Regions from separate parts of the Mus musculus genome. Here region 1 is linked to region 2. A link is a loop called in an ENCODE intact Hi-C map of the cell type or tissue named here. Cell type or tissue: left cerebral cortex. All regions are shown on one strand. Each heading gives the region's core, and the rest is flanking DNA. Links, peaks and the distances in the headings are about the cores only.

The links. Hi-C counts contacts between places; a loop is a spot of excess contacts. Peaks named below come from ENCODE experiments on the same cell type or tissue, not always from the same donor. Only the 100,000 strongest peaks of a DNase experiment are listed, where the experiment ranks them.
Region 1: a loop joins it to region 2, with 6 times the contacts of the local background. A loop is called at or near these places in 2 of 42 quality-filtered maps.

Annotation. Positions count from the first base shown.
Region 1 is chr1:143,201,069-143,212,745 of GRCm38, forward strand. No RefSeq gene overlaps it. Among named protein-coding and RNA genes, the nearest start is that of Gm35244, 140 kb to the right of the region's middle. In left cerebral cortex, for the core only: no CTCF peak of the experiment used is centred there; DNase peaks (open chromatin) are centred at 6,126 and 9,408; H3K27ac peaks cover 653 bases.
Region 2 is chr1:143,047,370-143,059,046 of GRCm38, forward strand. No RefSeq gene overlaps it. Among named protein-coding and RNA genes, the nearest start is that of Gm35244, 290 kb to the right of the region's middle. In left cerebral cortex, for the core only: no CTCF peak of the experiment used is centred there; DNase peaks (open chromatin) are centred at 6,081 and 6,411; H3K27ac peaks cover 250 bases.

The DNA.
Region 1 (11,677 bases), core at 1,565-9,564, 150 kb after region 2:
GCAATTCTGCTCCTAGAAAACCCAGGTCTAATGCAAGATGCTCAAGTCTACGTAGGGAAAACACCAAATTACCCAATGAGATCTTGGAGATATGAACAAGAGCTACCTGAGTTTTGCCTACAGAGGACTTCCTGCTTGTGTTGTTCTAAGCTGATTGAAGCCATGCTACAGAAGAAAACACCTAGTCCCACGTTCTGTATATTATGCTCCAATTAAGCTGCTGCTCTAGCCAGAATTTGAAAACTATTTGTTTAAAATAAATTAGTGCCCTTCATTTTTTGCAAATCCGGGAACCACATATCTGTCTTCTCTTCCTAGACATCCAAAGCATCTGGCACAGTTGACTTATTCTAAGAGTTCAGCATTCATTTGGCTCTTGAGTTTCTCGCTTTTCTGCTGAAGTCAGTGATTTCTCATTTTGTTGACTTCTGGGCGAGGCCCTTTCAATATCCAGTATTCTCTTCTTGGCCTTCTCACTTTCTTCTTAGTCTCTCTGGGGAATTTCATTCTAATGCAAAACTTTTCTGAGCATCTCTATATTTGGATGCCAAGGCCTATCTAAACATTTAATACCAATCTTCCCTCTAAACTCCAGCCTCAAACAGCCATCTAGCCTTTATCTCTACTCAAACATGTTGTATCTTCAACTTAAAGTGTCCAAAGGAGAATTACTGGTTTCTGTACCAGAAATGGCTCTTTCTCTAATCTTCTCATCTGTTAATAGCACTGTCTACTCTGTTTATCTGGTTAAAATCTTGAAGTCATTCTTGATTCATCTTTTGCTTATACTTCAAGCCTCTTCTCCACAGTATTATGAAGGTTCAGCAAGGAATGCTAGTTATACAATTTGTTAGTAAATGATCATAAAGGTTCAGTATATCTAGATAGATGATAGATAGGTGATAGATACATGAATACATACATACATGCATACATACATACATCTCTCTCTCTCTGTATGTGTGTGTGTGTGTGTGTGTGTGTGTGTGTGTGTGTGCTGAGAAGATGAGACTATGGCTCTATGAGTAAAGTGTTTACTTTGTGAGCATGAAGGTCTGTATTTGAGTTTGGAGATCCAGCATCCACATAAAAGGCCAGGCGCAGCACTGGAGAGAAGATTTGAGAATCCATAGGGCCTAGTCTTCATGCAGGAGATTGATATAAAGCAGAATCTACTTATATCTTTCTTTCTTAGGAAACAATCTACTTCAGTTTCCCATGAACATAAATCTAATCACTGTGTTCACGTGTGTGAGGCAGCAGGCATAAGGGAACAAAGAAGGTGGAAGAACCCACATCCTGCCAGAGTTTCCGTGTTCTGGGCAGGCTGATTCAGAGGACTGCTGCTCATTCTCCATGCAGCCCAGGGTGGGTGTCTGGCTGTGGGAAGCCTTGGACTCCAGCCCACGGGGAGTGGACATGGGGCAGTCCAAGGTCTCTGGGCCTCATGGAGGCAAGAGATAACAGGTTCTCAGTCTCAGGCATCCCAGACACAGCTGGACACTGGGGAAGAGCTGAGAACAAAGTGGGGATCCCGGGAGTGGCTCAGTCAGCCTCTGGGCTGAAAGGAGGAGAGGGCAGGGGGAGAGGGGGCACTGGGTGGTTCCCACACAGGCAAGAGTCCTTGGTCCGGTGGTGGTTGGAGCACAGGAAGGCCTTTCCAAGGGAGGTTAGACTTGGTTCTTTAGGGCAAGGCCTATTTCATCATTCAAATATGGCCAGCCTTGATGAGCAGAGGTCTATGGTTTTACAGCTTTGTTGTAGAAAGGCAAAGAGAAAGAGAGAAAGTTGAAAGAGAGAGGTCGACCATGGCCATGTGGAGTGAGGGGGAAGAGAGAGGGGGAGAAAGAAAGTTAGAGATAAGAATGGGAGATAAGAGCTTAAGAGAGTGAGGCAGAGCCAAGCAGCTCCTTTTTTTTATTAGATATTTTCTTCATTTACATTTCAAATGCTATCCTCAAAGTCCCCTATACCCTCCCCCTGCCCTGCTCCCCAACCCACCCACTCCCGCTTGTTGCATAGACTGGGCTATCTCCTAGTTGCAGGGTAGTTGTGGGGAGGAGCATACCTGGCTATAGTCAAGTAACTGTGAGGGTGGAGTTTAGCTAGAAAGCCAGGTGGTTGGAGCTTTGTCTGTGTGACTGATAGTCACAGAATTATAGAGTTGGGGGCTCTGTGGTGTCAGGCACCTTTCTCTGAGAGCATGGCTCACTGTTCCGTCCCTTGTAGAGTTTTCTACTGGGTCTCCGGAGCAAGCCTCACTCAACCAAAACAGGCTGCCTTTCACAGTCCCACATTCATGAAGTTCTCTAGGTCTACCTAACTGACAACTCCAGATCATGACACTCTTTGCTGTCTTCAGCAAACCCAGGTCAGTCCTGTCTGTAGCCTTTCTGCTTCTTTTTGCCTCGACTTTGCCCTGCTTCCCTGGTGCTCAGATAACCAGGCTCGAGTACCTCATCTCTCAGCTCAAGTGCCCCTTCCTAGGAACAATAACCCCTTACATTCTCCATTGATGCTCCACTTATTTTCATTCTTGGATGTTTTCAAATTCAAAATACGTGGCTTGTTCTTGTATTGATTACTGATTGATCAACCAACCCTTCCCAAGAATGGACCCATCATTAGCAGAACACTAGAGGGATTTTTTTCTTGTTATTGTATATCATGCACAACAGCATCAATCTACATTTTATGTGCTCAACAAACAATGAATGTTTATGTGAACCACTGACCTGAAATTATTTCTAGCAGACAGTGTTAATTAGAATTATCCCTTGCTATATTTCAGAATTAGGTTAAAGTGTTAGAAAATTCCAATACTATCTACTTTACCTTGGTTGAGGGAGATAAAATATCCACTGCTGATAATGTTTTCAGTCTTTTAATTTTTCATATAACAAGCAGTTTTATACTCAAAAATCATACTGTTCGTTTGGGACAAGATCAAAATAATATAATTAACCATAAGCACCATAGATGCCATGTATGTCTCTCATGATATTGGGTACCTTTCTCTTCCTGAGAACTAACTTTCCATTTAGCACTGGCTTATAGACACTGGACTGAGTGGCCTATGACTTCAATAGCTTGGCTTATTTGTTTCAAACCATCTTATATAACCAGTGAAGCTAACTTCAGTGGAATGTGTTTCCTTAAGTCCTTTAGAAGATCAAATATCACAGCTCTGGATACTGAGATAAGACACAAGCCATGAGTCTAGGTTCAGACCACCAAGAAGCAGAAGTTGGCCTCAGTTTTTCTATCCAGGATAGTCACTAAACTGCTATGGGTGTGTTTTCTTCCTTAAACTAGAAATAATGATATCAGTGAAATGGTGGGGTTGTGAGGATCAAAGAAGGGGTGTACCACAAGGGCTCTCAGCCCTGAAGCAGGAGCCACTGCAAAGGAAGCCGAAAATGTTAAGACCTAGAGCCAGGTGTATAGTACTCAGCATTTATTCATATGTGTGTGTGTGTATACATGTATATGAATTTGTAAACATATTATTATATATGTATACATTTATATGAATTTGTGAACATATATGTGTGTGTGTGAAGAACATACGTATAATATGGGAAACACAGCATTGGCTTTTTTACAGTAGTGTGTTTATCTTTATATATTATAAATATGTATAATATTATATAATTATATTTTATCTCATATGATTATATATATTCATGTAAATATATAATATATTATATAAATAAAGGGTCCAGGGCCCAGATGCAAAGAAAATCCCACCCAGCAACATATTCATAAAATCTGCCAATACGTAAGTCAGAGTGCTTTACCCTCTTGCTGGTAGATATTCCAAACACAATGTTCTGCATGGACAATGAGTCTCAATTGTGACACTGGCCAGTAACTTCCTGGTTTCCAGACCATAAAAAAGGCATGTGTGGTAGACCAGAGTTCTAGCCTCAATTTTCTTTCATGTCTTATGAATCCAACACAGTCTTCTATATTAATACCTAGCATGATTTCTGAATGCTTACACTTAATAACAGTAAAAAATTCACTGAGGTCAGCTGTATATCAGGCCTTACTCAAAGTCTTTGTCCATGCTGACTCACCTTATCCTCTACCAGTCTAGTAAGATTCAATCTCTACCCTTTCTATGAAAGAAAGTTAAAGATCAACAAAATCAAGTTATTCCCACAAAGAGTAGTAGTGACATAATCAGAATTCATAACCACATACTCTTGTTCTACTGGCAGACTCTTGACCAATGTTCACAAATCCACAAGCAAGTATCACTCAACTTGAAAGACTATATCCCCTTCTACTTCACAGTCCCTACTCATGGTAGAGGCAGAGGCAGCTATAAAAAGACCACTATGAACTTCTTTATATGAGCCCCTCATTTAGAAAATGAGGACGCTGCCACTCCCTGAAGCTTCATGGCATCTCCATGCTCACAACACTGAAAAATAAAATTCGGGAAAGAATTCAAGTGTGACTCCACGTCATCTATGTGGCACTAATTAGTTCTCTCATAACTTTGATTACCTGGCAAAGTGTGAGAGCTTAAAAGCCAGATACTAAAAATAAATAAATAAATAAATCAAATTAAATTAAATTTTTAAATGAGCTTTTATTGTTAATAAGGGGGAGAGGACTACAAAACAGAATTTCTTTCTACTGCATTAATATTTGAAAATATTTTTACTAGTGACACCCTTTTTCAACAACATAACGTATGACTTAGAAGTACTGTAAGACATTTATGACTGCTGAAATTATATCATTTTCATTTGAGTTTTTGGCTTTCCCTAAACTCCAAAATGTAAACACTGAAATGGTTAATAAAGTGTTATACTTTAAAGCCACTGTACTTCATGGTTTGTTTGGTTTTTGGGTTTGTTTGTTTGTTTGTTTTTTTCAACAAATTCGGTGTTTTTTGTTTGTTTGTTTGTTTGGTTGGTTGGTTGGTTTTGGGGGTTGTTTTTTTAACTCTGGAAAAATTAGCAAAATGTGAAAAACACTCAGAGATAAGTGTGACTGTGCCTTCCTGGCCCCAAATTCCTCTTTGCCTAAATCTGGTGCGAAGGAGAACTGGAAAGTAAAATGGTTAACACTTCTGTCCCAGAGCTTTAGGGGAACAACAAAGGGAAGAGATTAACACTAACTCAGATTTCCAAGGATGTGATTGAAGAGTCTCAACACTACTGCTGTTAAAAACGACCTGATTTGGGTTTTTTTTATTAAAAAAAAAAAAAAAAAAAAACTTTTAAAAATAAAGCTGGGGATTGAGCTTTTGGAGGCCCCATTTTCATTGTGGATATTTTTGAAATTTCTTTGAACAACTTTAATCTTTTGGATTGGAGTTCTAAATCCCAGATAATTAAAAAGAGGATCTACAATGCGATAACATTTCCTCTCTCTGCCAGATTGTCCAAGTAGCAACCCGGCCGGGCAACTGCAATCATGGAAAATGACGCATCAAGTCCCTGAATAGTCATAAAAGTGCCAGCCTGAGTTTATTTCTCAGCAGTAAATAAAATACCAATTATTCACACTGTCTAGAGTGCATCTCCCTAAGGAGAGTGATCGTCCCGCTAGTTGCTTCAGCATGAGTTTATATAGCTGGATCACAGGTAACACTGGGAGGCATAGTTTCCCAAATGTCTTGAAAAAGCTGGCTACTCAAGGCTCCAGAATACCAACAAAATGCCAATATTCAGACGATCTAGACAACTTTACACATCAGGTTGTTAGTCTTATTTTTTAAGTTAATTGTCTAGGACTTTACAGAGGGATAAGAAAACTTCTGTGATTTCTAATCTAAGTAGGAAAGCAGGTCATTGAGAGAAACTGGCCATGGCTCCCAACTGCCTCATTAGCTAGCAGAAGTTGGCAACCTCCTTTGGCGTTTTATTTTTAAAATATTTTATTAGCCATCTTGTTAGTAACTAAACATCCATGTATGCATTTGTATTTCAGCACATTAACAGTAAAATCAACCACCATAATTCTGACTAACAAGAGTAACAATAAAATCCCAGCCAAAAGTTTTGGAGAAAAATAAAAATGTTTTAATGAAAGACAAAGAATGATCAAGAGGGCAAAGCATACGGGATTCCCATTAGGCTGAGGGATACAGAACACACTCTGCAAGCTGCTGGCAAGGCCTTGGGGCTCCCTGAGTGCCTGAAAAACCCCGATTATTGAAGAGCTAGAGATGTTAAAAGAACAAATATTCAAATCATCTCCCTGGAAACTACGTCAAAATAAAACCACTATAGACCTGAGCAACTGTACAGACCCTGTCCTGTGTGCTATTGTCTGAAAATAAGATGAAGTCTCAGGATGGCAAAAACCATAGTTAAGTTGTTTGGGGGAAAAAAAAAAGTAGCTCATCTTGAAATTTTATTTTGGAGAAGTTTTTCTCCTCTGATAGCAAGCAATGCTGCCACTCCGCCATTCACAGTTGCTTTCTGCCTTTACTGTACAGGCTCTGCTTTTTCTATGACAGTATTAGCTACTGGCAATGGAGTGACCTGGGGGAGGCTCTGCAGCTTCTAACCAGCGAGTATAATTGCTCCTTCCAGGACCTCATTCCTTACTCTAAGAGTCATGTCTACTATGCAACAACTTGTTCTATTTATTATTTACTCACTATAGATCAAGGGGGTAAGCATGCAGAGACTATAACAAGTAGCAATTTCTAAGAAATTAGTCATATGAAATAGTTACTGACTTGTCTGACGGTTGAATCTGAAAGCAAAGGCCAATGAGTTCCGTGTATACTTTAACACACTACTCATTAACTATTTTAACAACCGCTCTTGCCAACAAAAACCATAATTAACAGCTTATTGGCAAGTAGACTGCCGGCAAACATGGTTAAGTAATTGCAGGAAGCTGAAACACTCACTCTAGTTCTTCAAAACTTGGAGTAAACAATCATTATGTTCAAATTCACTTACAAACTAAAAAAAGAAAAAGAAAAAGAAAAGGAAATGCTTTATTTGAGCTTTTTAACCTTCTTCAACGCCCGGCCTATTTCACTCCATTTTTGGTTGAGTTCTCTCTAGCTTTATAGCTATCCCCATGCATCCATTTGCTTGCTGCTTTCTCTCTAACCTGATAGACAACGTTTTCAAATGGGATCCAACGGCCATGCCTGTGCATACATTATTTTGTTCGAGGTGTGATTTTTAAGCTCACAGAACATGCTGTATTTTCCAATCGCTGTGATTTTTCTCAGTCCTTCCTTGTACATAACCGTCCTTCTCCAGATACACAGAAGCAGTGGTTCTCAACCTTGCTAATACTGTGACCCTTTAGTCCCTCATGCTGTAGTGACCCCCAACCATAAAATTATTTGTGTTGCTCCATCATAACTATAACTTTACTACTATGATGAATTGTAAGGTAAATATCTATATTTTCCAGCGGTCTTAGGTGATGTGTGAAAGGGTCATCTGACCCCCAAAGAGTTGGGAACTGCTGCACTAAAAGAACTTTCTGAAACTCCACCTGGGCTGTGTTCTCACAAAATTTACCTAGTTTGCCTTCATGGATCTTGACAAAATCGAGTTTAACTTTCAGTCCCACAGTCCCCTCACTGACTGTATTCTTTGGACCTTAGAATAGTCCTGCATAAATGACTAGTGCCTCAGACTTCTTCCTTACTAGATGCTTAGCTTTCAGTTACTAAAGGAAAAAAAAATGTCGTCAGTGGATTGTGCTAACAAGGCAAACAATAATAAGTCTAAAAGGAAGGTAAAGAGGCAGCCAGTCCAAGTTGCTCTGAACAAGAAAGCGGGGTTGTGAATTTACTTCCCCACCCATTTTTCTCCTCTAGGAGCAAGAGTTATAGGAGTTAAGACTGGAAACATAACTAGCCAGAAGTCCCCGATGGCTTCTGGATGTATACCTACCACAGGTTGACAACTACTCATTGTACTCTGAGTTCTAACTTCCCATGACTCCACACCTGCACTTCTTGGCTCTCCTCAATGGACAATATTAACTATTTTTGTCAAGGTCACCCATCTCACCCCGATCAAGCTTCTGTCCTCATCAACAACTTGCAGCTTCTTTCCCATTGAACCACCACAGGAGGCTTGATTCAAGTACCTGCTACACTGGACAGAGCACAGGGAGTACTTCTCTGTGCTGTGACTGTTCGCTCCCACGCAGTGATGACTTGAACTTCTTGACAAACCCTCTGTGACCTGGTACTTGTTTAAGATCAAACCTCTCTCAGAGAAAAACAGCAGCTTTGACCAGAGTTTCCAGGGGGAACCCCTAGAGGTTGAAACCTTTCAAACTCAGAATAAATGAAGTAACGCCCCAGTTTTAAAACAAGAGTCTGCTGATAACAGAGGAGGTAACATATATACTCAAGAAAAGTATAAGATAGGTATGTGTTATAATACAGAAGAGGAAACTTTTCAATTTTAAAATTGCTTTCCTAATGTTTTCACATTTGGGGACTATTTCAAGGAATCCTTATTGGTATTTTTCATTTACATAGCATAAAAAGTTCTACAGGAATTATTGTAACTTTGTCCTGGATATTTAACCAAGTGTTTGAACAATACATTCCTATTTAGTACTAGCAAGCAGCTCCTGCCCAGTAGATTATATTCATTGAGTCTACTACTCACACACACACACACACAAAAAAAGAAACCCTGAGCACATTGCTCAGCCCAGGTTTCTCTGGAAACTGAAATTGAGTCTGTGGTCCTGGTTTAATAAGACCCCTCACTATGTTCTAGGATTTGGAAAATACTTTAATATATGTTACATCTTTTGTCTGACCAAAGTAGGTGTTAATAAAGTTTTGTTAATGGAAGCTTTTGACATGAAGAAACAACATGACTCAGTGAAATTTAAACTCTGGAATTTTGTCTGCAAAGTAAATGTTCCTGGAAAATAAATAATACTATTCTTTCAATTTTACAGATTAAGAGATTTGCAGTCATGGAGTTTCACTGCATCTAGATCTTCAAAAATCCATCTAGATCTATGGCACTCCCTATTGGCCTTCAAAACCCAAACCTGTGAATGCCACCTCTTGACAGAAATCAGGACAAATCCTTGCATTGGGTTTGTTGGTTGAATACTTAAAGGATTGAGAAAATTTAATAAGTGGATTTGAAAAAAATGTCTACCTTGTTAATAAGCCAGTTTTTTTCAAATGAACTAGCATATTCCAGTAGTCATGAAAGTTTCCACACAAGACCTTGAAGAACCCAATGATAAATAAAGTGGAGTTTTTGTGCACTGGCTTGTGTGCACCTGCTTGTGTGATCTGGCTTGTGTGCACTGGCTTATGCTCTTAAGAAAAGACATCCAGTGTGCGTGAAAGGTCTCTTATAAAACTAGGAATGTTCAATGTTCAAGCTTTATAAGCAACTTTACTTATAATTTTTCAGTACATCTATAACTACTTGGCAGTTTTTCCTGAAAATTATCTCAAAGGAGAAATGTATTTGCTGCCAACCTCAAGAAATGTAGAATAAGTTACATAATCTAAGTTTTTATGGCAGGCTTATTCTTTTTCTTTCCTAGTTCACTGAATGCCAGGAGTTTTAAAACCTTGACTTTCTAAATAGTCAGCTTTAGCTCTAGCTATAAGAATCCGATGGATAAAAAAATAAAAGAGAAAGTTAAAGTTGCTCAAATTTACTTGTTCATTATTGTCTGTGTGATCACTTTCCAATCTTCAAACCTGCTTTCCTTATTTTGTTTTATTTAATAAACGCAAACAAATTCCAGCAGATAATTTTTGTGATATGAGTCATTTCTTAAGTGAAACTGACAAATCAAAAGAAGCATTGTTTTCCTTCAGTTTTACACTGTCAACTTAAGTTTTGGGATGTGCATTCAGAACTGGAGTATGTCTCCGAGGTCCATTACCTGCCTAGCATTCACAAGGCTCTGGGTTCATCACCTAGCACTCCTTCCCAAATATAATGTACTGAAAGTTATCTTTATACTTTATATTAAGTGACATCTCTTTTACAAAGCCCTCTGTTCTTTTTTAATTAGATATTTTCTTTATTTACATTTCAAATGTTATCCCCTTTCCTTATTTCCCCCTCTGAAGATCCCCTATCCCCTCCCCTCTCCCCCTGCTCCCCAACACACCCACTCCCATTCCCAGTCTTGGAATTCCCCTATACTAGAGCATAGAACCGTCACAGGACCTAGGGCCTCTCCTCCAATTGATGACAGACTAGGCCATCCCCTGCTATGTATACAGCTAGAGTCACAAGTCCCACCATGTGTTTTCTTTGATTGGTGGTTTAGTTCCAAGGAGCTCTAGGGTTACTGGTTAGTTTATATTGATGTTCCTCCTATGGGGCTTCAGAGCCCTTCAGCTCCTTGGGTACTTTATCTAGCTCCTTCACTGGGGATCATGTGCTCTATCCAATGGATGATTGTGAGCATCCACTTCTGTATTTGCCAGGCACTGGCAGAGCCCCTCAGGAGACAGCTATATCAGGCTCCTGTCAGCAGGCTCTTGTGGGCATCTGCCATAGTGTCTGGGCTTGGTGGTTGTTTAGGGGATGGATCCCCAAGTGGGGCAATCTCTGGGTGGTCGTTCCTTTTTAAGGAGTTTGGACTTATTTTTATTTGATGATTTATCTCTCTGTGGCTAGTGTTCCCCTTATTTCTTCCTCCTTGTTCCTGTACATGTCTTTCTAGGTCCAATAATTCTTGCTCCTTCCATTTTTACGTCAGCCAGACATGATCTCTGATCTATCTCCAATTCACACTTGGCAACATGCAAGTTAAATTTGTATCTCTCTTGGTGGAAGTTCAAATGCTTGTGAAGAACTCTAGTTCTTGAACTTCTCTAAGGCTTCCTTAAAAGGACTAAGGAGATGGCGAGACCCTATCCAGAGACACCAAAATCAAGGAAATCCTCAGATGGACATTGTGTTCTCTCTGCCCCAAATTGGAAAATTAGTTTCTTAGTCCATGGTTCTTGAAGGCTACAGTCAGCCTTCCCCAACCCCTACACTGTAAGTTCTTCCCTGAAGTTAGATCTGGGGTTTCTGAGCTTTTTACTTTCTACAGCAGATGTCCTTCCTCAATCAATGACACATTTGGTCAAACTGTCCTATTAGATAAAGCATACTATATAACTAGAGGTAACCAAGAGGAAAATAATATCCTATGCCACCAAGTCTATACTGGCCAATGTGAGGCCAAGTCTCGATGACTTGTAGATACTTTATATCAATTCTCAGACTAGGAACACCATGTCCATCTGCTCTTTATGTCAAGTCAGCTCGAATCAGTACATTCCAATAGATTAAAGGATTGCTTCTCCTCAAAACCTCCATGTTTGAACCCCATTTTCAGATAAAGACGTTGAGAGGCACAATCAAAACCACATAGCAACATTTTGGTCTATGTTTAACCATATACATCATGGTAGAATTAAAATGGGGCTGGAAAATTCCTCCAGACAAGTGATATACAACAGATGACTAGGGTTTTTGTTTTGAGGTTGGTGTAAATACACCTCTAACACTGCCAGTTACACAAAGTACACACGTACACATGTATGTAATATACAAGACTTGATTATCATAATACTGAATAACTTATCTTGTGTAAACAATAAATCTTCATTAGCATATTTCTCATCTGTAACTATCTAATACACTTCAACGTCAACCTGTGATAGAGGCTTTTA
Region 2 (11,677 bases), core at 2,171-10,170:
AGCTACCTTACACTAATGCCCCGTCCTCTTTTAAAATATAGGACAGAACAAGGAACTATCCCAAACAACTCTCAAAGGCAGAGGGAAACTGATTCTTGATAAGGAAGAAAGAAAACTGGGGCAGAATTATTTTCCTGTAAGATTATGTGTTCATTATAGAAAGTAGGTAATCAAGTGTTATGATCTGACAGGAAAAACAGTGTAGCTACTTTGCCAAACAACCTACAACAGCATCTTACTGCTTGAGGCAGTAATGCTTTTAAAGAACATTCAACAAAACATCAGAACTTCAGACTTTGTTCACAAAAGGTCATTCATGTTTTGAGGAAACATTTAAGAAGTAAAACACTCCAAATGGCAAAATTGAATCTAGAGGTCAGTTACTGTTTATAACAGAATGTGAAGTGAAAACTCCGCTCTATGAGGAAATTTCTGTATTTACCAGCGACTCAAAGTAATGAAAGGACTAAATCTGGCCATCTGACAGATCTAGCTTTTATTAGAGTATTTCTGGTTTGGTAAATTAGAATTTGAGGCAGTTTATCTTCAATGCAATAATACAAAGTTATATAGAAAAATAATAAAAAGTGGTATTTCTTCATTTCGGTGGGCAATTTACTCCTGGAGCCTGAATTATGTGCATCCACTGAATTATGCAGTTCTTATTGTCTTATTGGCAAAATGGAGGAAAGCAATTCCTACCCCAGGACTTACTGATTCTGTGAACAAAATGTAAAGTAGGATTTCCCTCAGGATTTTCAAGACGACGGAGTATGTTTTAGCTATTGATTTCACACAACCAAAAAAAAAAAAAAAAGGCTTCTCATCTTCATAAAATACATGTGAAGAAGAAACGTGCAAAATGACAATCGGAGGTACAATCTCACACATACCACAAATCCAATGATGCAACACTCTTTTTTTTTCTTCTTTTTTATGATTGATCTTAATTTCTTAATCATTTCTTCATTTTCTCTGAGAGAATAAAAGTTTACCCAGTCAATTCCAGATGATCCTGGCCATGTTGCTACCTTGATTGCAGGTACCTGCATTTTAGAATATCTTCAATTTTCTTTTCCTGGTATAATTGAGGCAAATGAAGCACTCTGCTTCTTGGTATTCAGCAATCAGGTGGGGGTGGGTGCAGAGTTAGAGGTGCCATGGCTGAAATTCCAAGACTCTCTTCCCATCATAGAACATCGCATCAAACTATGTTAATCTAAACACACACACACACACACACACACACACACACACACACACACAAGCTAGAATTCTATCACCTGAACTTCAGCTTGCACATCAGAAGATTCCATCTGTGCTTGCTTTCTTGTATCATGTCTGTGATGTGTCTTCAAGACTTTTCTCAGCATTACACCCAAGCATCCCTGAGACATGTAGGGGAAAGGTCTGTTTGCCCACACAAGGGAACTCCCTTCCCAGGCCTCATCTGTCAAATCACCACAAGCAATCATCTCTACCCTCCTCTTTCTACCTTCAATAGCCCACATCTTCTTCTGGCAGATTTTACTTTCCCAGGCAACTGATGAAAGTGCAGACAATCCTCTCTTTTTTCTCAATCCTTACTATCTAAAGACATCCATGATCTTTGCTAATAATTCAGAGATTAAGATCCAAAAGTTCCCTTTCATTTTAGTACCAAACTCTATTTGAGGTCTTCTCCCAACTACTTTATCAATCTATCTACTTGCCCATCTTTCCTTCATGGTGCACAATTTTGGGCCAAAAAAGGAAAAGCAATTACAATACCATAAAATGCACTTTCTCTAAGGAATCTTCCACTCTGCCCAACTAAGACACTGGTGGTCTTAATTTTTGTGATTTACATGAATAAAATCACTAAATTTAGGAAAAAGATAATAAGTATGTAAATGTTTTATACATCATCCTGCTATGTGGACATCTTCTCTAGCACTGGGTCTTTTTGAAAAAGCCTTATAGACACAAAGATCATTTTCAGTCAAGTCATTTACCCTAGTCATTCATTCATTCAATGAATTGAATAGCATACTGTCACTAAATGTCAAGTAAAATGCTTGGCACTAAAGCAAGCATGAGAACACTAGTAGCTGTCTTCATAGATTTTATAGTCATCAAGAACTTCACAATAAAGGATTTCTCATGCAGGAAATTCTAAAAAAAGGCATGCAGATGTCCTGCATACTGTGTTGGATCTGGAATATTTCAATAATAATATTATAGCAACTGAGGACAGAATAGAAGTGACATGAGAGAGATACATTAGAGAGTCTGATGAAAAGGGATTCAGGTATATATAAGGTTATTTAGTAGATCCAGTAGTAGTGTGAGCTTTAAGGTAGTTTGGGGAGGTGTACATTCCAGCTATGCGAGGCCTTGTATAGAGGAAGCCCATGAAATTAATATTTTCTTCAAGACAAAGGCATGATCAGTTCACTTCTTATTTTTTAATGAGTTAAATAAAAGATACAGACTGGGCCCTTACTGGGATTCTATTTTTTCATCTCAAAAACAAATTTTGTTTGTTATGAAAATAAAATAAAACAACTATGCCAAATACTTAACATAAAGCCTACTACAGTATAAATATTCAATAAATGTTGTTGTAATGATTGACAAGAACTTCAGAAAGTAAAATTCTAGATTATTAGAGCATATTAGGAAGAAAGATGAACTGTGCAATCTAATATGCATACTTACATTTTTTAAAATATATTGCTAGTGAGTTTCACAGTCTCATCTGAAATTCTATTTCCTTGGCTATAAATAGAAATAATTCCACATATTTTATAGTATTGTTGTACAAGTAACACATTAATGTTCTTGTGAAAACTCCTGTCAAGGAATTTGTAGCAGGATCTTCAAAAAATGTATTTTCTTCCCTCTCTTTTTTCCAAAGAATTAACTCTTACAGATCCACTAATGTACTTAGGAAGGTAGCTAAATATAATCCTTGTTAAATACTTTCTTGATTATATTTATTAAGAGATAATTGGCCTGAAGATATTAATCTTACTTTCTACAAGAACTAACTAACTTACTCCAGTTTTATGGGCTTGGAAAATAAAGATCAAAATAAACAAAAGAGACTGAGAAATACTCAGTTGTTTTCAGGGAAAAGGTGGCTGTCAGTTTAAACAGCATCAGATGGATTAGGAAAAGATCGAAAGTCAGTGGAATGGCTTCCCATCTCTCTCTTTAATGGCTGCATATGTGTAGGGAAGGCCAATTCTTCAGCACAGTCTCTTTTTTTAAGATTTATTTGTTTATGTATTTTATGTACATGACGACTCTATGCGCATGACAGAAGAGGGCATCAGAGCCCATAACAAATGGCTGTGAGCCACCACATGGTTGCTGGGAATTGAATCAGAACCTTGACCTCTGGAAGAGCAGCCAGTGCTCTTAACCACTGAGCCACCTCTCCAGGCTGATATGGTGGGGGCTTTTTGTTTTGTTTTGTTTTTTGTTGTTGTTGTTTTTAAAAAGGTAGTGGTGGGGCATCCATTTAAGAAAAACTATGGCAGAGTACAATGATGAAGAAGCACAGTTTCTTTGCAGCCTTTTTGACTTAGTTTTCTAGGTAAAAAGGCTTTGAGGGTATTACAGACTATCCTGAAGTGCTATTTCAAGTTGCTGTTTTTAAGGCCAGCACATACAAACTCCAGCAGCAAACTTACTCTCCTAAAAGTAACATTAAGATTGAACAAATGGGAATAAATTTGGTCATTTTCACAGCCTTTCTAGGCAGCCTTATCCTCTAATGTATAAATTAGAGTGGCAGATGCCCTGGAAGTTTCCCACTGTGGTTTCTTAAAGTAAGCTGCTTTGGTACCAGAAAGGTCGCAAACTAAACAGAGAGAAATTGGCTGTCATAGGCCTGTGGGCCAAAACATCATGAATTAGAAAGAGGAGGCCACTCACCCAACCACTAGAGCATCCTAAATGTCCCCCTAAATCTCAGATGATGTTGAAATTCAGGTTAGTGGTAGGAATGTGGGTCATGGTAACATGCACAGCTCTGAATTTGAGGGTAGAACTGCTGGACAGCATCTAATCAGGCCCACATATTTTATTCATGGAAACGTGTACCTGTTAGTTCAGAGGTTTATAATAGGGAAAAACTAAACAGAATCTGAGATGATAATCTCTCTTTCAAACAATTAACCCAGAGCCAAGTAAAGTAGTAAAGTAGATTGTACTACAGCAGTTGGGTTTTTTGTTTGCTTGTTTGTTTGTTTGTTTTTTGTTTTTTATTACATAAATATGGACAGGTGAAGGGTAAAGTAATTCAAGTTCAGGAATGTAGTTTAGAGAGTGTGGTAATGTACAAGCGATGCTTTCTCTAAACAGAACATCTCCTTATTTTGACTGGAGTTACATTATAAGCAACAGAAATGCCTGCCCATAATTAAAGCAGAAAGAGATGAGACAATCACTGAGCCGTTGAGCTGACAGCAATAGCTATAGTAATGCAAAGGGCGACTTTGATTCATAATTTAAGTCTCTTACAATGAAATTCTCTGTTCTTTGCAAGCACTGTACAAATCCTATTTCTTACTTCAGGATCTAATGCAATGAAAAGTTTTGATTGTCAACTTGACATAACCTAGAATCACACTGGAGCTGGGCCTCTGGCCATGCCTAGCAGACACTATCTTGTGTTTTAATTCAAGTAGATATGCCCACAACTGTTCCCTAGACAATGATGGATCCTGGACAGCATAAAGTAAACTGAGCACTCAGAGACATTCATTGCTGCTTGTTGGTCTTTTAACTAGAAAAACTGAAGTCTCTCCTTGGAAATAGAAACTGTAACTGTGGCATGCAAGTGGAAATGTACTTGGAGATTTGATAGAATGGAAATAAAGCCTTTAGAAGATTCCACCTGCGGATTCCACACAAAGAGGTATGTTGATTCTTCTCATCAGAAGCATACAGCATCAGTTAAGCCAACCTACCATCTAGAGATTTCAGTCCACCTGAAGGCTGCATTTAGATCATTAACCCTTCCAGAGAAAAACGTCAATTAACGAGAAACCTAATAATATTGATAAATCACATGCATAACTTCAAAAATGATTCCACTTACTTAAACCATAGCCAGTGAATTTGTTATACCTCCATACATTTAAAGCAGACCAGTCATCTTTCAGAAGTCTGTCAACAATGTTGACTAGGGAAACTTTGGACAAAACTCTTTTGGGGTTCTACATAGCATTTTTAACTTGTTGACCTAAACAACTGTATATAGGTCATTCTTATGCAGCAGTCCTCAATACTCATACCTGTTCACTGGTTCTAAGACCAGCTCTATTCTTTGTCCTCTATTAATACATAATGATCTTGGGTCCAAAAGATTACTCACCAGGTAAAGGTCCTTGTCATCAAACCAGATGCCAGGAGTTCAATCCCGAGGATGCACATGGTAGAAAGAAAACCAGCTTCTACAAGTAGTCCTCTGACCTCCACATTTGCATCCTGGCATTTGTACACCCATACACATACAAAGTAAACAAATGCCATAGCCAATGCAATCATTTTAAAAATAACTATTCAGGGTTCTATTTGCTTAAAACTTTGGTATCAAATACCAACTTCTCAACACTCTACACCATTTTCAGTAAATACTGGTATGGAAAACTGACTTTAATCATTCCTGTCTGCCAGACCCTTCGATATTCTTTGCTAGCACAGGAGTAGAATTACTATGGGCTGACACTGTGGAGGGAAGGGTGTGGATACCTCAAATTGTACTAACTGTCAGTAATGAGTCTATTCCAAGAAGTAAAGATTCTATATATCTCTGACTCAACAGATCTTACCCAACTATAATCTTAAATTGTTCCTATAATAAACAAGTTAATCAGTTTGTAGATGCAAGAATAGCTCCTCTTGTTACATGATGAAAGTTGTCTGGCTCTTGTTGCTGCAAGTCTAATCCCATTTACTCAACCCTACTTGGCTCTGATCTGTAGGTCTTATTCAAAAAATACAGGTTGAAGGACCAGACTGTTTGGGACAAGTTGTTCTCATAGCACAGAAAAAGGAACAGGGGCAAAAACTTCAATAGCTCTTTAAGCGTCTGCCAGAAGAGGTCAAATTTGCATCTCACTGTCCAAACCAAATATGAAAGACACGTTCAGTTTCTAGGAAAAGAGGAAGTATATTCCTTCCACAGTTGGAGACATCAAATTATATGGAACTGGGGAAAGAACGTCTGCTCTTTAAGAGCGTAGGGAGAAATAAATGTTAAGGCGAATGATGACCTCCCATAGAAGGTATGCAAACTTTTGTTCTGTGACTTCTCAGCTAAGTTCCCAGCAGCATACTAATGATTTGTCCTCTAAACTGTTTCTTTCTGCTTGGCATAGCCTGGTTCCATTTTAGTTTTCCTGGTACTTAGACTGAAGCATGGGGCTGAGTTCTGGTTAATGAGATGGGAAAAGAGCATGAGCTCCTGGGAGGTCTGGCCTGGAGTGGGCCCACCCAGAGTCTTCCATTCTCCTTTGTCTCTGAGGACCTCAGAGTACAGAGCTACAGAAGGAAGAAGGCAGAGCCTCCAGGTCACAGCTTGGACAAAATACAGTCCAATGAGTCTGTGACCAGTTACCCTGCAGGTACAAACTAGTCCAGCATTGCGGGATTTTTGTGTTTGTTTTTTGTTTGTTTGTTTGTTTGCTTGCTTTTTGTTTTTTAAGTATTAGCTTGACATAGACAAATTTGGGGCATAAATTTGAAGGTTTTGACATTGGTACATCCATTTTAAGGAGTTGACATTATATTGTCTGAAAGATAATCTAAAGTTTTAAGTGTTAATGTGCTAAGGCTATATGTGGGGTTCATAGCTGCAGTTTCTAGCTTCAGAGCAGATCTTAGGAATTTGAAGAGCTCATCTTTGCAAATGACCTAAATATTTACCCATAAAAGACAAAAGGGAGAAAGAGAAAGGACATGCCTGGTCTCACTTAATGTCTCCTCTTTAAAACTGCTTACACTAGCAAGTATATTTCATGGAGAAGGAGTCTGTCGCTTTTACAAGTCTTCACTTTTTTATTAAACTCTTGAAAGTGCTTGATTCAGACTTATACCTAAAAATATTGTCTGAACTTTTGCTTGGTTTGTTCTTGTTTGGTACACTCTTGACAATCAAAGAATAGAAACAAAAAATAATAATAATATGAGAGCAAGAAACAACCTTTCATGACAACACCTAGGCCACATACGATTTGTTTCCTGAAATTGGGGTCCCAAGGGACAATTCAGGCTTTGACCTTGCACTCACTGGAGGTGTTGCACCTGCACTCATAACGAGGTTCCCAGCCTTGGTCTCAGGCTCCTCTGTTCTGTAGCATGTCATTTTCTCTTTCTTGTTCCTTTTTTTCCCCTTTTCAGTCTATCATTTATTGCGGCTTGTTCTTTTAAACTGCTCTGTTGTTATCTGACACAGATAGCCTTTTGCTGGGCATTTTCCCTGAACAATTCTACTTTCTAAAGTTTGAGAAAATGTCACCTCAAACATGTGGCTGGGGTTTCTCTTCTGTTGTAAAAGGAAATAGTATTTGCAGTCAGATAAATTAAATAGACACTCCCACACACTCAAAAAAAATACTTCCCTATAAAATATGAAAATTTTCTCCTAATTGGAAGGGCTAGAAATTGTTCAGCTTCTGAATATACCACCATGTGAACCACCATGTGGTTGCTGGGAATTGAACTCGTTCACATATACACACAGGACAAAGACTAGGCTTCCTACTACTTTCATGATTTACTTAGCAGACAATGGGGACAAATTCTGTGTTGAAATGTTTATATTATAAGCCTATCTTTCAAAAAGCAACCAACACTACTATAGGGTTGAACAGAAATTGGCCCCTCCCTGTGACCCAGAAGTCACTAAATACCCAGAGCCCTTCAGAAATTCCTGTGAGCTTCATCAGTCTTTTTAATGAGGTGCACAATTGGGCTGGCAAGGTATCCAAGTGGGTCAAATCACTTGCCAGAACCCACTGTAGAAATGGAGAGCTTACTTGCAAAAGTTTGATCCGACCTCCATGAGCACTGACCTACATGTATGCACACATAGAACAATAACACCAACCACAACAACAACAAAAAAATCTATAAAATACACACTGTGTTTTTAATTGACTTTCTGCTTTTTAATACTGGAACAGGTAGGAATTCACTATAATTTTACTTGAGCTCTCTTACCTTCTCCACAGTCTGTACAGCAATAGCTGCCAAATCAAAGCATGAACACTTAACTTAGTCTTCTTCTCCTTCCTGGTTTGCCTGCTTTCTAAGGTGCTATCCTTAGCAAGGAAATAAGGTGCTATCCTTAGCAAGTAAATAGGGGAAACCTCAGTGCTTTCCTAGCTTAACTTCCATTAGGTGCTGTGTAATCTGCCTAGTTTTCAATCCCTTCAAAGTTGATCAGCTACACTTTCCAACCTACTCTCCAATGACCATTATATCATACTCTGTCACCCTGATCAGGAAATCTTTCTAAAATAATTAAAAGTTAAAAAATAATTCTTTCTTATGCCTTATTACCAGCTAAATGAAGTTGCAAAGACTTTTTCTATCAACATTCTTCTCAAAGACAAAATCATGTCATATATAGCTCTTTGTTCTTTTTTTAAATTTATTTATTTATTTTCATTTATGAGTATACTGTAGCTGTCTTCAGACACACCTGAAGGGGCATCAGATCCCATTGCAGATGGTTGTGAACCACCATGTGGTTGCTGGGAATTGAACTCAGGTCCTCTGGAAGAGCAGTCATCTCTCTTAACCGCTGAGCCACCTCTCCAGCCCCTATCTGTTTGTTCTTGATACCAAATACATTCAACATAAGGATTAGGTGATAAAATCACCTTCCTTTGCTGAGAAGATCTCAACGTCAATGGGACCTCTGCATATGAAGCACAATGCTCAAAATAATAGGTTCAATATATGCTTGTTTTACTGTACAATTGAGTCTCCCTAATATACTTGGCCAGAAAACAAGACTAAATAGAGCTTGAAAATGCCATGTGATCATTCAGGATGACACAGGGCAGGAATATACTCAGCAAGACTTTCCCATCAAGGGTTGGAAATACTATTCAGTGGAGTTCAAAGGACAAGTAAGGGGAACTTACATTAGAGACCAGAATTCCAATGACTGGAAGACTGGTTCAATCAGCTATTGGATCTGTCACCAGAAGGTTGAGTCTAGCCAGGCCACCACTCTGCTTTTTGAGTGGACCAGATTGGTGCTAAGGTATTGCCCCTAAGGTGTTGGTGCAAGCCAAACACACCTGCAGCACACACAGTGCAAACAATCTTCAGTAAAAAGAAGGAACAGTTCTCAGTAATGGAAAATCTTCTCAGCAGGCTCTTCCTGTTGTAATGGGTGAGAGCTTAAATTAGTCGTAGCAAGGAAAGCAGGCTGATAACTGGGTTCCCTAAAGCCAAAGGAACCCAACACTACAGAGGATGAGATTTCTGATACATGTGTGGAAAAGGAAATGCATGAAGGGCATTCACATTCTACTTTGAAGTAGGTAAACAGAATGTGTGTATGGATACTGGAGAGAAGAATATCAGTAAATGTGGGAACTAAAAGGGGTCCTGGGGAAAGACGGGGAGGGAGGACCCACATCCTGCCAGAGTTCTACCTATGCTCTAGACAGGCGAAAGCAGGAAGACTGCCAGACGCTTTCCACTCAGCCCTGGGTCTGCATCCAAGCCTCTGACCCACTGGAGGGAGGGGGGTGAACAAGGGTCAGCCCAATCTGGGGGCCAGGGGCCACACCCTGTAGCTCCAGAGATATGGCAGAGAGGGAAGAGGAAAGAGAGGTTCCTACACATATGAGAGTGAGTGCAGCCTTGATGAGCAGCGTCTGTCTATGGTTTTAGAGCTTTATCATAAAAAGGCAGGAGAAAAGAGAGGAGGGAGAGAGAGAGAGAGAGAGAGAGAGAGAGAGAGAGAGAGAGAGAGAGAGAGAGGAGAAAGGCTAGAGAGAAAAAGAGAGTTAGAGGGAGAGAGTCACAAGAGAGGAGAGGAGAGGAGAAGAGAGGAGAGGGGAGGGGAGGGGAGGGGAGTGGGGAGGGGAGGGGAGGGGAGGGGAGGAGAGGAGAGGAGAGGAGAGGAGAGGAGAAGAGAAGGGAGGAGAGTAAGAGCAAGAGAACAAAGGAGTGAGAGAAGTGAGAGGTAAGAGAACAAAGGAATGAGAGAATAAGGAGGGGCCAAATAGGCCCTTTTAAAGTGAGCTGCTATCTTTTCTGTTGCTAAGTAACTGGGGAGAAGTCTAACCTGAAGGTCATAAGCTTAGTACATTGCCTACTGCTAGCCATGCTTCTCTTGTGGGGGCTGTGGAGGGCAGTAACTTAGGCAGGAGCCAGAGTTCCAGGAGCATAAGAGAACTCCTTCTTTCCCATGTAGGTAAATTATGACCACTGGGTCCCGGGGTTCAGCATCTCAGCTTGACTGAAGACCAACCTGTCTGTGCATAGCCCAATGCCCCACAAGTAAAGCTGTTGCTATTTTGTCTGCTGCTATGTTGCCTCAAGGAAGCAAATATTAGATACATATCGTTAACTATGTGACTGTATAAGTACCTATGGCTATTATACGAAAAGTGGGGGGGGGGAGCAATGCCCAAGATCACTTGAGTCATATTAACCAAGGTTTGAGCCATTTCCAGAGACAACTAATCTACTTTTTGGGACTCAGAGTCCTCTAGAGAACCTGCACATAACAGACCAATTTGAGGAGATAAAAAAATTAATTTGAAGTTCAATAGGCCCCTGATTGTAGCCACACTTAAGACTACAGAGAATTGTGAACTAATGGGGCTGTGAGATCCAAGTTAGAGCCAAGGAACAGACACAGTAAACATCTCTCAGCAGGAGGAAGAGCCAATGGATGATGGCTTCCGTCATAGCCAAGTCACTGGTGAGGACAGAAATGAATGACTCGCTCAAAGTCACATTCTGAAACTAGAAAGAGCATTTCCTTAAAGAAGTACATTAAGGAGTGATCATTATTTTAATCAATACTCTGCTTTTCTTATAGCATACCACAGACACAATAGTTATGCCAAACAGTTAAACATAACTCTTGCTAAAAAGGGAATTTTAAAATCTTGGGCCTGCAGCTTTCCACTGGCCTATCGATGACTGAGGGTATATAGAGAGATGTTTCTCTTACACTCCTCAGTAACATAATCTCCCAACAAGCTCCCTGCTCCTCTGGCTCTTACAGAGTCTCCACCCACCACTGCCCCACCCCTTTTCATAGTGGTCCCTGAGGTAAAGGAGTTGTATTGTCCATATTTCAGTTGGTGCTGGACACCTCAAATCTGCATTTTATTTAGTTGTGGTTTTCTGGAAGAACACACCAACTAGTTTTCTAATAGTAAATGGACAGCCCTGAACATATACGTACAAGGAACATTATATGGGATGAGCAGGTTGCATTTATATACTTAGGAACATATATTTAGGAATATATGTATATATGTGCATGTGTATGTGTGTTTGTTTTAAAACAAAGAAAAGAGGTCATCAGGTTAAAAAAGAGCAAAGAAGGTGCATGGAGAAGGGTTGAGGGGAAGCAAGCAAAGAGGAAAATGATGTAATTATATAATCTTAAGAAATAAAAATTTATTATTTATGATTATTT